2 separate regions of the Homo sapiens genome follow, and region 1 is linked to region 2. Evidence: read pairs that join two places in POLR2A ChIA-PET (ENCODE). Cell type or tissue: MCF 10A. All regions are shown on one strand. Links, peaks and the distances in the headings refer to the core of each region. The heading gives the core; the rest is flanking DNA.

Region 1 (5,375 bases), core at 228-5,227, 200 kb before region 2:
CTTCAAGCTGCCCTGAACCGCGTGCGTTTCTCAGTGTCACGTACAGCTCGGCCTGACCGTTTGCCTTTTAGTGTTCTCTTCCTTCTCGGTGTCCTCCTCCTCTTCCTCACTAACATTCATCCAGAGCCTTTCAGTGCAGAAATCAGGTAGCTGCTGAACTCGGCAGCTGCGTCCTTTTTCCCATCATCTCTTCTGTCCTTTGCTAGCTGTCATTTCTTCCCTCTTGGCTTCAACTGCACATCCCTGGGTTTGTCCTAATAGGGAATTTTTCCCACTTGAGTAGACAAGCATGAGAATATCATTATTTTTATATGTTATATGTTATATTTTTAGCAGAGAAAAAAGTGGAAAATGTGTGCAAACTTGCAGAAGGCCCCCCGGAGGAGGGTCGTCCCTGTGCCCATGCTGTCAGGAAGGCCCCGGAGGAGGGTCGTCCCTGTGCCCATGCGGTCAGAAAGGCCCCGGAGGAGGGTCATCTCTGTGCCCATGCGGTCAGGTTGGGGCTGAGGCACTTTGATCATTGCTCCTCCTCAGAGTGTTCTTTTCCTCCCCTCTCAGATTATAATAACGAGGTAGTTACAGAGTGAGCTCCAGCCTAGATCGTCTGGGTTTGAATCCAGCTCCATGACTGTGGCCGTGTTGCCTAATCTCTCTGAGTCTCAGCTTCCTTTTCTGTAAAGTGGGTATAATAGTAGAGTCTACACTGTGGGGCTGTGGTGGGATTCATTGTGTTCACACGTGTGCAGGGCTGAGAACAGGGCCCCAAACAGGGTAGGCACAATGAAGCATGAGTCAGAATAATAATACAGATGACAGTTTCTCTATCACTAATTTGAACATTGCAGACAGTGCAAAGAAGAAAATTAGAAACTGGGAGGATCACTTGAGCACAGGAGTTCAAGTCCAGCCTGGGCAACGTAGTGAGACCCCTGTCTCTTTTTAAAAAATTTAGCACAATTTATTAAAAAAAAGAAGAAGAGGCCGAGCATGGTGGCTCACGCCTGTAATCCCAGCACTTTGGGAGGCCAAGGTGGGTGGATCATGAGGTCAAGAGATCAAGACCAGCCTGGCCAACATGGTGAAACCCCGTCTCTACTAAAAATACAAAAATTAGCTGGGCGTGGTGGTGCACACCTGTGGTCCCAGTTACTCCAGAGGCTGAGGCAGGAGAATCGCTTGAACCCGGGAGGCAGAGGTTGCAGTGAGCCGAGATTGCGCCACTGCACTCCAGCCTGGCGACAGAGTGAGACTCTGTGTCAAAAAAAAAAAAAAAAAAAAAAAAAAAAGAAGATCAAAACCTTTGTTGCTACGTTGCTGCTCAGGCACATGGAGATAGGGAAACGCCGGATCTGAGTATTATGGCCCTTTTCACTTAGGACCTATCAGGAGCACTTTGTCGTGCTTTTTAATGACTGAAGACAGATGACAACAGTTTCTTTCCTCAGTTGCTTATTTTCATATATTTAATCTGTTCTGAAAATTCAGCTGTGAAGATGCTTTCTTATTTAAATGACTCTCCCTCACCGCTCTGAATCAAAGCTCTGGCACTTCTCTGAGCACCTGCAGTTGGAGCCAGTCTCCACCTTCTGGACTGTCTTAGTGACTGGTGGGAGCTTTGTATCCAGAGCCCTCGAGGTTAAGAGTCCAGCTGTCCCTCAACCTCAGCGTCTCAGTTCACCCATTGGAAAGTGGTGATGGGAACAGCACCCTTCCTTGTCGGACTGTGTGAGGATGGAAAGAGAAGATAAGATGACGCGGATAAGGTGCTTAGCACAGTGTCAGGCACCTACTCAGTGAAGGCTCCTCATTCCAGTTATGTGTATTTATAAAACTGACTGTATTATGTCGTAGCTGTCTGTATATAGCTGACTTCATCGTGGCCTTCTGGATGCACCACTTTTGTCGCTCTGGTACCTCGGACAGGGTCTGGCATGTATTAGTTGCTTAGTAAATGCTAGACGAGTGAACAAATGGATAAAACACTGATGTGTCCACTACTCAAGTGCACACCATTTATGTCATGAAAGTTGATATTAATGAGTGATAAACTAAAAAATAAAAGTAGTCACTGCTTTTTGTTTATTGTCCCGTAGTTTCCTAGGGCTGCCAGGTCAGATGACCACAAACTGTAGGTGGCTTAAAACAACAGAAATGTGTTGTCTCACAGTTCTGGAGGCCAGATGTCCAGAGCCAGGGTGTCAGCAGAGCTGTGCTCCCTCTGACTCAGGTGGACTCTTTCTTGGCCTCTCCCCAGCCCCGGGCTTGCCAGCAGTCCCTGGCGTGCCTTGGCTTGCAGCAGCCTCACTCGGATCGCTGCCCCCATCATCACATGACGTTCTCCCCATTCTGTGTGTCCAGATTTTCCTTTTTTTTTTTTTTTTTTTTTTTTTTGAGACAGAGTCTTGCTCTGTCGCCCAGGCTGGAGTGCAATGGCATGGTCTCAGCTCACTGCAAACTCTGCCTCCCAGATTCAAGGGAGTCTCCTGCCTCAGCCTCCTGAGTAGCTGGGACTACAGGCATGTGCCACCACACCTGGCGAATTTTTGTGTTTTTAGTAGAGATGGGGTTTCAATATGTTGGCCAGGCTGGTTTTGAACTCCTGACCTTGTGATCTGCCTGCCTCATCCTCCCAAAGTGCTGGGATTACAGGTGTGAGCCACCGTGCCTGGCCGATTTTCCTCTTCTTATGAGGATACCGGTCATTGGATTAGGGCCCACCTTAATGCATTATGACCTCATCTTAACTTGGTTACGTCTGTAAAGACCCCTTTCTAAATAAGGTCCTAGTCACAGGTATTGGGGATTAGGACATCAGCATAGTTTGGGGAAGGACAAAATTCACTCTGTAACACCTCCATATACAGTCATGTACCACATAATGTTCTGGTCCACAGTGGGCCACGTATATAACAGCGGTCCCATAAGACTATAATTCCATATTTTTACTGTACCTTTTGTACGTTTAGATACGTTGAGATACATACATACTTACTATTATATTGCAGTTGCCTACATACAGTATTCAGTACAGTAACGTGCTGTACAGGTTTGTAGCCTGAGAGCATATAGCATAGCCTTGGTGTGTGATAGGCTAGACCCTCCAGGTTTGTGCAAGTACATGCTATGATGCTCGCACAACAACGAAATTCCCCAGCGACACATTTCTCAGAACGTAGCCTCATCGTTAAGTGATGCATGACTGTATTTCAGACACTGCTGGGCTTTTTGTTTAGATTTTTAAAATTATACTTAAAAGGAGAGTGTTGGTTTCCCTCTATAAGTGATGGTTCGATTCAGCAAATCCTAAAAGGAAACTGCTCCCCATGACAGGCACAGCACCTAGATTCTGCAGCAGGTATAAACACTAGACTCCGTGACAGGTGTGACACTAGAATCAAAGACACATCGCTGAGCCAAGTCCCCAGGGTGGAGACAGGTCCACCCAAGAGGAGTCCTGCCTTGGAGGGATTCAGAGTTGCTGGGAATTGAGCAGCTCCCTGGTCTCGAAGTGCACATGATTTTAATAGATGACTTAAATGGGAAGAAAAGGCGACCCTGGGGGCGCCAATCCCGGATTGGCAGTGCTGGGATCGGAGGCTCTGATCACTGTGCTCAGAGGCTCCTTCCTGCATCTACAGTTGTGCGGAGTGCACGTGACGCAGGTGTGGGGAAAGTCTGGAGGGCCAGGGTTCCGCATCCGAGCTCCACCAGGGAACTGCTTTCCCCAGTTAAGCTTTTGTAGAGGCTGCGGGGCAAACCCAATTATAATTCCAAGAAAGGAGTGATGCCCCATCCAGGGAGCGGCATGTTTTGCAACCCGGGTATGGATGAAAGGCCCCTGTTGATTTGAGAAACACACAGGTCATGGGAGGTGCCTGTGGCTGAGCCCGTGAGGGGCAGAAACCAGAGTCCGTAGAGGCCTAAACAGGACATTTAACTGAGGCCTGGGCATTTTACACTTCCTCTCTGTCAAACAGCTTTTTCCCTTGGTCTTGTTTTAAGCCCTAGGAGATAGGTTTGTTACTGTAGTTCTGATGGTGTGAATTTTTGGATAAGTTTTTTTTTCCTTAGGTTTAAACTGAGTCTTCCAGAAGGTAGTTTTATAACCTGATGTAACAGTAAGGATCTTTTTCAGAGATTTTATTTATTAACAAGCTAACAAGTCTTTCACTCCTTAACATCAGACAGATGGACCCTTCATCTTAGAGTAGAGAAGAGCGGGGCCCATGCCCAGAGCATTTCTGTCACTGGCCCTGACAACTGCCAGGCACCTTATGGGTCAAGCCTGAGGGGCAGGAATTCCTGCTGGGATTCACAGCATTCACCACTTCTTGAATAAGGCTTTTTTTTGGAGACACAGTTTCACTCCTGTTGGCCAGACTGGAGTGCAGTGGCGCGATCTCAGCTCACTGCAACCTCTGCCTCCCAGGTTCAAGTGATTCTCCTGCCTCAGCCTCCCGAGTAGCTGGGATTACAGGTGCGTCCCACCATTCCCAGCTAGGTTTTGTATTTTTAGTAGAGATGGGATTTCACCAGACTAGTCTCGAACTCCTGACCTCAGGTGATCTGCTCGCCTCGGCCTCCCAAAGCGCTGGGATTGCAGGCATGAGCCACAGCACCTGGCCTAGGGTTTTTAATTATACATCCACCTCCAGTTGACACGGCCTCTTCTTTCACCTCTGCCTTTTCCTCAGCCATCCAGCCATCCCTTTGGAAACATACCTCCTTCCTCCTGAGGGGCTCAGCAGCTGGTTGGGGAGACAGACATGAAACCAATTTTAGTAGAGAACCCCGTGTAAAGTGCTGGCATGGCCAATGCTGGGGTCTTCTGGGAGAGCAGGGAGGGATGTAGAGGCAGAGGGAAGGCCTCCGGAGGTCAAGACACTTGATCTGGATCTTAAGGAATGAGAATGAGTTTACCCGGCTGAAAAAAGTTAGAAGGGATATACCAAGAAGGGAACAGTGTGAGTAAAGGCAGGGACGTGTGGATGAGTTTGACCTTTCAAGCACAGAGTATCTTGGGAGTGAGGGCAAGATGTGGTTGGAAAAGTGAGTGGGGAATGGAGTGTGGAGTATATCATGCTAAAGGGTTGGAACTCTGTGGTGAGAGCCAATGAAAAGTTAAAAGCTGGCTGGGTGCGGTGGCTCACGCCTGCAATCCCAGCACTTTGGGAGGCCGAGGCGGGTGGATCCTGAGGTCAGGAGATCGAGACCATTCCGGCCAACATGGTGAAAACCCCGTCTCTACTAAAAATACAAAAATTAGCTGGGCATGGTGGTGTGCGCCTATAAATCCCAGCTACTCGGGAGGCTGAGGCAGGAGAATTGCTTGAACCTGGGAGGTGGAGATTGCAGTGGGCCGAGATCACATCACT
Region 2 (5,322 bases), core at 323-5,322:
TCCTACCTCAGCCTCCCTAGTAGCTGGGATTACAGGCGCCTGCCATCACGCCCGGCTAATTCTTGTATTTTTAGTAGAGACAGGATTTGCCATGTTGGCCAGGCTGGTCTTGAACTCCTGACCTTAGGTGATCTGTCTGTCTCAGCCTCCCAAAGTTTTGGGATTACAGGCATGAGCCACCATGCCTGGCCAGTTTATACTAAATTTATCAGCAAGGAAAAGGAGTTCCTACTGAAACTGTAATGCTATATTGTCTCCCGAAATAGTTGTAAATCTTTCTCTAGAGAGAGATTTTTTCTTTGCCATTTGTATTTTTAAATTTAACCTCAAGACAAAAATGTCTGTGTACAAGGTACAGAAGATACATTTTTCCCTACTGGACTATAAGCTGTTTGAGGGCAAGAAGTGTATCTCTAGTAACTGTCACAATACCTGGTATGTAGTAGTGGCTTTATTCATGTTTATGGAATGTTAAATTCCTTAAGTAATTATTGAATGAGTGATAAATACTATTTTAAGATCTTTATGGCTGGGCGTGGTGGCTCATGCCTGTAATCCCAGTACTTTGGGAGGCTGAGGCGAGTGGATCACCTGAGGTCAGGAGTTCCAGACCAGCCTGGCCAACATGGTGAAAACTTGTCTCTACTAAAAATACAAAAAATAATTAGTTGGGCATGGTGGCGGGTGCCTGTAATCCCAGCTACTCGGGAGGCTAAGACAGGAGAATCTCTGGAACACGGGAGGTGGAGGTTGCGATGAGCCGGGATCGTGTCACTGCATTCCAGCCTGGGTGACAGAGTGAGACTCCATCTCAAAAGAAAAAAAAGATCTTTATGAGAAAAAAATTATTAGGATAAAAGAGATGAAGATAATGGTAAGAATTTTTGAAGCCAAATGGAATTAATCTAGGAAAAGGCCTTGGAGGGGGGAAGTATTTAGTGCCTGTTTGGAAGCAACGGAGAGAGGTGGGTTGGCAGAAAAGAGGAATCAGCACCCTACTAGGGAAAACAGGACATTTAAGGCCTGTTAAGATTTATGGAGAAAATGTTGAAATGTGCATAGGAGCCAGGAGTACGCCAGGGAGAATGAAATGCATCAAGTGAAGGCAGGGACAGGAGGAAGAGGTTAGCCATGGACCACAGACAGCCTGAATCTGTCATGACTCACTTTTACTGAAAGTCAGTTATGAGCCAGAAAATATGCATAAATATTTGCATGTGAATATTGATTGAAGTCACCCAGAATGTAGGCAGGATCCTGCTCACACTTGTCACCAGCAATCTCTATGACGCTAAACACAAGGGATATTTTCAGTCCTCCCTATCCCCGACCTTTCAGCTGCATCTGAATCTGCTGACCTCTCTTTACTTTTTCTAAAAATTGTGGTAAAACTACCTTTAAGAGTACAGTTTAATGACATTAAGTGCATTCACATTGCTGTGTGATCATCACCACCATTCATAAAACTCCTTTTGTTTCTCTTTTCCTTTTTTTCTTTTTTGAGAAAGGCTGTTGCTTTGCCCCCCAGGTTGGAGTGCAGTGGCATGATCATAATTCACTGCAGCCTTGATCTCCTGGGATCAAACGATCCTCCTGCTGCAGCCTCTCAAGTAGCTGGGACTACAGGTTCATGCCCCCACGCCTGGCCAGTTTTGGGGATTTTTTTATGGGGAGGGTGGGATTTAGTAGAGGTGAGGTCTTGCTCTATTGCCCAGGTTGATCTCGAACTCCTGAGCTCAAGCAATTCTCTCACCTTACCCTCCCAAAGTGCTGGGATTAGGGAACCACAGTGCCAGGCTCACAGAGCTCTTTTTAGCTTGCAAGACTGAAACTCTATACCCATTGCACAATAACTCCTGTTTACCATCTTCCCCCAGCCTCTGGCAACCACCCTTTACTTTCTGTCTCCATGGGTTTGACTACTCTAGGTACTTTATTTTTTTTATTTTTTATTTATTTATTTTTTTGAGACAGAGTTTCGCTCTTATTGCCCAGGATGGAGTACAATGGAGCCATCTCGGTTCACTGCAACTTCCGCCTCCTGGGTTCAACCGATTATCCTGCCTCAGTGTCCCAAGTAGCTGGGATTATAGGCATCTGCCACCACGCCAGGCTAATTTTTGTGTTTTCAGTAGGGACGGGGTTTCACCATGTTGGCCAGGCTGGTCTCGAACTCCTGACCTCAGGTGATGCATCCACCTCAGCCTCCCAAAGTGAGAGGATTACAGACATGAGACACCACACCTTGCCTACTCTAGGTACTTTATATAAGTGGAACCATACAGTATTTGTCACTTTTGTGACTGACTTATTTCACTTAGCATAATGTCTTCAAGCTCATCTCATATTGTAGCATGTGTTAGAATTTCCTTCCTTTTTAAGGCTAAATAATATTGTATTGTGGCCAGGCGTGGTGGCTCATGCCTGTAATCCCAGCACTTTGGGAGGCCGAGGCAGGTGTATCACCTGAGGTCAGTAGTTCCAGACCAGCCTGGCTAACATGGCGAAACCCCATCTCTACTATAAATACAAAAATTAGCCGGGCATGGGGCCTGTAATCCCAGCTACTCGGGAGGCTGAGGCAGGAGAATCACTTGAACCTGGGAGGTGGAGGTTACAGTGAACTGAGATTGCGCCACTGCACTCCAGCCTGGGTGACAAGAGCAAAACTCTGTCTCAAAAGCAAAAGAAAACGAGAAAAAATAATATTGTATTGTGTGTATAGGCCGCATTTTGCTTATGCCTCTTTACTGTTCGAGACATCTTTTCCCTTGGCTTCCACAACACCACATTTTTCTGATTTTCCTCCTACCATCCTCCTAGCATCTATTTTTCTGCCTCCTTTTAGGCTCAGCCCTCACCACTTGGCCCCTCAACGTTAGAGTTTCCTAGTTCTTAGTCCCAATTCCCGGCTACCCTCTTACCCTAGACAATTTTGCTCCAGATCATGGCTTCCCTTCCTGTTTGTTTGCCAGTGTCTCCATGTGTGCAGCTCCAGGGGGTTGGGGGGCAGGGTGCGCAGAGAGAGCAGTGAGGAAGGAAGGGGACATCTGCCTCCTCAGTCAGCTCAGCCGAGTCAGTGCTGACGAACAAAGGGGCAGCAAATGTCTCAGCCAGAATGCTCTCACATCTGGATCAGGAGCTTAAGTGTGATTTGAAAGGCGTGAGGCCAAAATGATGCTGGAGGAAGCTGACTCGTGCTGTGATTTCACAGAAAAGAATGCAGTTAGAATAAGATCATGGGAGACAGCTGTGATGGCAGTACAGCCACAAGATGACTGGTCTCCAGGCTGACTCTGACAATAGGAATGGATGTGAAGAAAAAACATGTTTATAAGAAAAAATGGACATAAATCGGTGGTTGAAAATGTGGGAATGAAAGAAATGATAAACAGTGAAGTTAATGCTTTCTCTAAGGCTTTTGCCTATAAATGCATCATGGAATCTTTTTGACCATGCTTGAGGTCAAAAGGGTTTCTCTTCTGAAAATTAAAGAAAAGACCCAGTTAGACCATTAAGATGCTTTCCTATCCATTTCTCCTTTCCCTTTTTTACTTCACTCTCTAGGGCTAGAATCTGCAAAATTGACAGAAGGATAGATAAGACAGGCTGATAATTGTGTCCTCAATTGTATATGCTTTCCTCCAATGTTTTTCTTTAATACTGGCATTTTTTTTTGTTAACAGCCTCACTCTTAACTCTGCCTCTCCCATCCTTCAAGGGCTATAACAGCCTTGTTATATCCCTCCATAATTATCATTGACAGGCTTCTCGGTCTTAAAAAAACTGAGACAAGAACATGTGTTTTCCTTTGGACTGAGTTTTGAAAATACAAATGATCCAAACAGGCATGGTGGCTCATGCCTGTAATCCCAACACTTTGGGAGGTTGAGGCAGGAGGATCACTTGAGGTCAGGTGTGGTGGTGTGTACCTGTGGTCCCAGATACTTGGGAGGCTGAGGTGGGCAAACTGCTTGAGCCTAGGCCTGGTTGACAGAAAGAGACCCTACCTCAAAAAAACAAAAAACAAAAAAGTGAAATCGAAGAGTAATTTTTAGCCAGCGGCCTTTGGAACCAAAGTGTTTGGCTTTATTCTTTTGTGGGCCTCTTCTCTTTCCTTTCTAGATTAGGAGATCTTGATCAATGCAGTGGGATGACATTAGGAGAAGGAAAAATGACTTCAGGAGTCATAAGTATAAAAACTGGCTTCAGATTGAGAATCAACTGACTATTCAAATTGTAAAAGAGCAGAAGTGTTTTGGATAGTCTCCACAAAAATACAAAAATTAGCTGGGCCTGGTGGCACACGCCTGTAATCCCAGCCTGAGGCAGGAGAATCGCTTAAACCCAGGAAGTGGAGGTCACAGTGAGCCAAGATTGCACCACTGCACTCCAGCCTGGACGACAGAGCAAGACTCGGTCTCAAATAAATAAATAAATAAATAAATAAATAAATAAATAAATAAATAAAGGATGTTATGCAATGTGATATGTAGAATACATAATCTTGTCCTAAAAATATAGTATAACAAATGTAGAATAACCAATGGTGTTAGGTTGTTTGTTTTTCACTTTACTCCTTTTTCTTGTGACAGCATTTCCAGTTTGCCTTGGAGCACTATTGGAGACGATCCCGGTGCTCCAAGAACCAAGGTACTTCGTTAGCCAAATAAGAGGTGAACACACAGCCAAAGCCAGACCAATCAGATGCTTGTCCCCAGGAGTTTGAATCTCAAGCAGAGAAACAAAAAGACTGAAAAAGATTACTTCTTGCTATTTGGATTCCCAAGGCCACCCTGGTCCTTGTCTTTTCTGAGCCTGGTTATTGTGCTGGGCTTTCCATTCTGTAAGCTACTAGCACACAGAGTGGAAAGTTTCTTTTCTGCTACTTTATCTGGTTTCCTTTACTTCCAATCAGCATTTTTATCTTGAATGCTTACGAGTGCCAGGCACTGTTATGAGGTCTTCGTGTAGATGACATCATTTGAGCTTCACACCAATTCTTCAATTATTATTTGGCTCACACCTGTAATCTCGGCACTTTCAGAGGCTGAGGCAGCAGGATTGCTTGAGTCCAGGAGTTCAAGACCAGCCTTGTCAACATAGTGAGACCCTGTCTATATAAAAATTAAAAATTATTTGACATTTGGCAGATGAAGATGAGCCTCAGAAAAAATAAGCGCCTTATCAAAGCTTACACAGCTAGCAAGACGTGGAATTGATGTTCACACTTAGGTAGTATGACTCCAGGTCTTTAGCGTCTAATCTCTGGGAAAGAATTCTTTAAGCAAACTCATTAAGTGGGTCTTTTGGTAATGAGGT

The links. ChIA-PET counts read pairs that join two places held together with the same protein. Peaks named below come from ENCODE experiments on the same cell type or tissue, not always from the same donor. Only the 100,000 strongest peaks of a DNase experiment are listed, where the experiment ranks them.
Region 1: POLR2A ChIA-PET joins it to region 2 with 5 read pairs; 7 of 35 experiments call an interaction of 5 or more read pairs at or near these places.

Annotation. Positions count from the first base shown.
Region 1 is chr12:96,227,159-96,232,533 of GRCh38, forward strand. All of the region lies in intron 2 of ELK3 (ETS transcription factor ELK3), which reads left to right. LOC124902991 (a long non-coding RNA gene) reads right to left here. Exons shown (of 2, transcript XR_007063414.1): 2 at 4,126-5,375. Among named protein-coding and RNA genes, the nearest start is that of ELK3, 35 kb to the left of the region's middle. In MCF 10A, for the core only: no CTCF peak of the experiment used is centred there; a DNase peak (open chromatin) is centred at 2,263.
Region 2 is chr12:96,424,355-96,429,676 of GRCh38, forward strand. It overlaps the pseudogene RN7SKP11. Among named protein-coding and RNA genes, the nearest start is that of CDK17, 27 kb to the left of the region's middle. RefSeq lists an enhancer at 1,195-1,294. In MCF 10A, for the core only: no CTCF peak of the experiment used is centred there; DNase peaks (open chromatin) are centred at 1,827, 3,167, 4,327, 4,637 and 1 weaker place.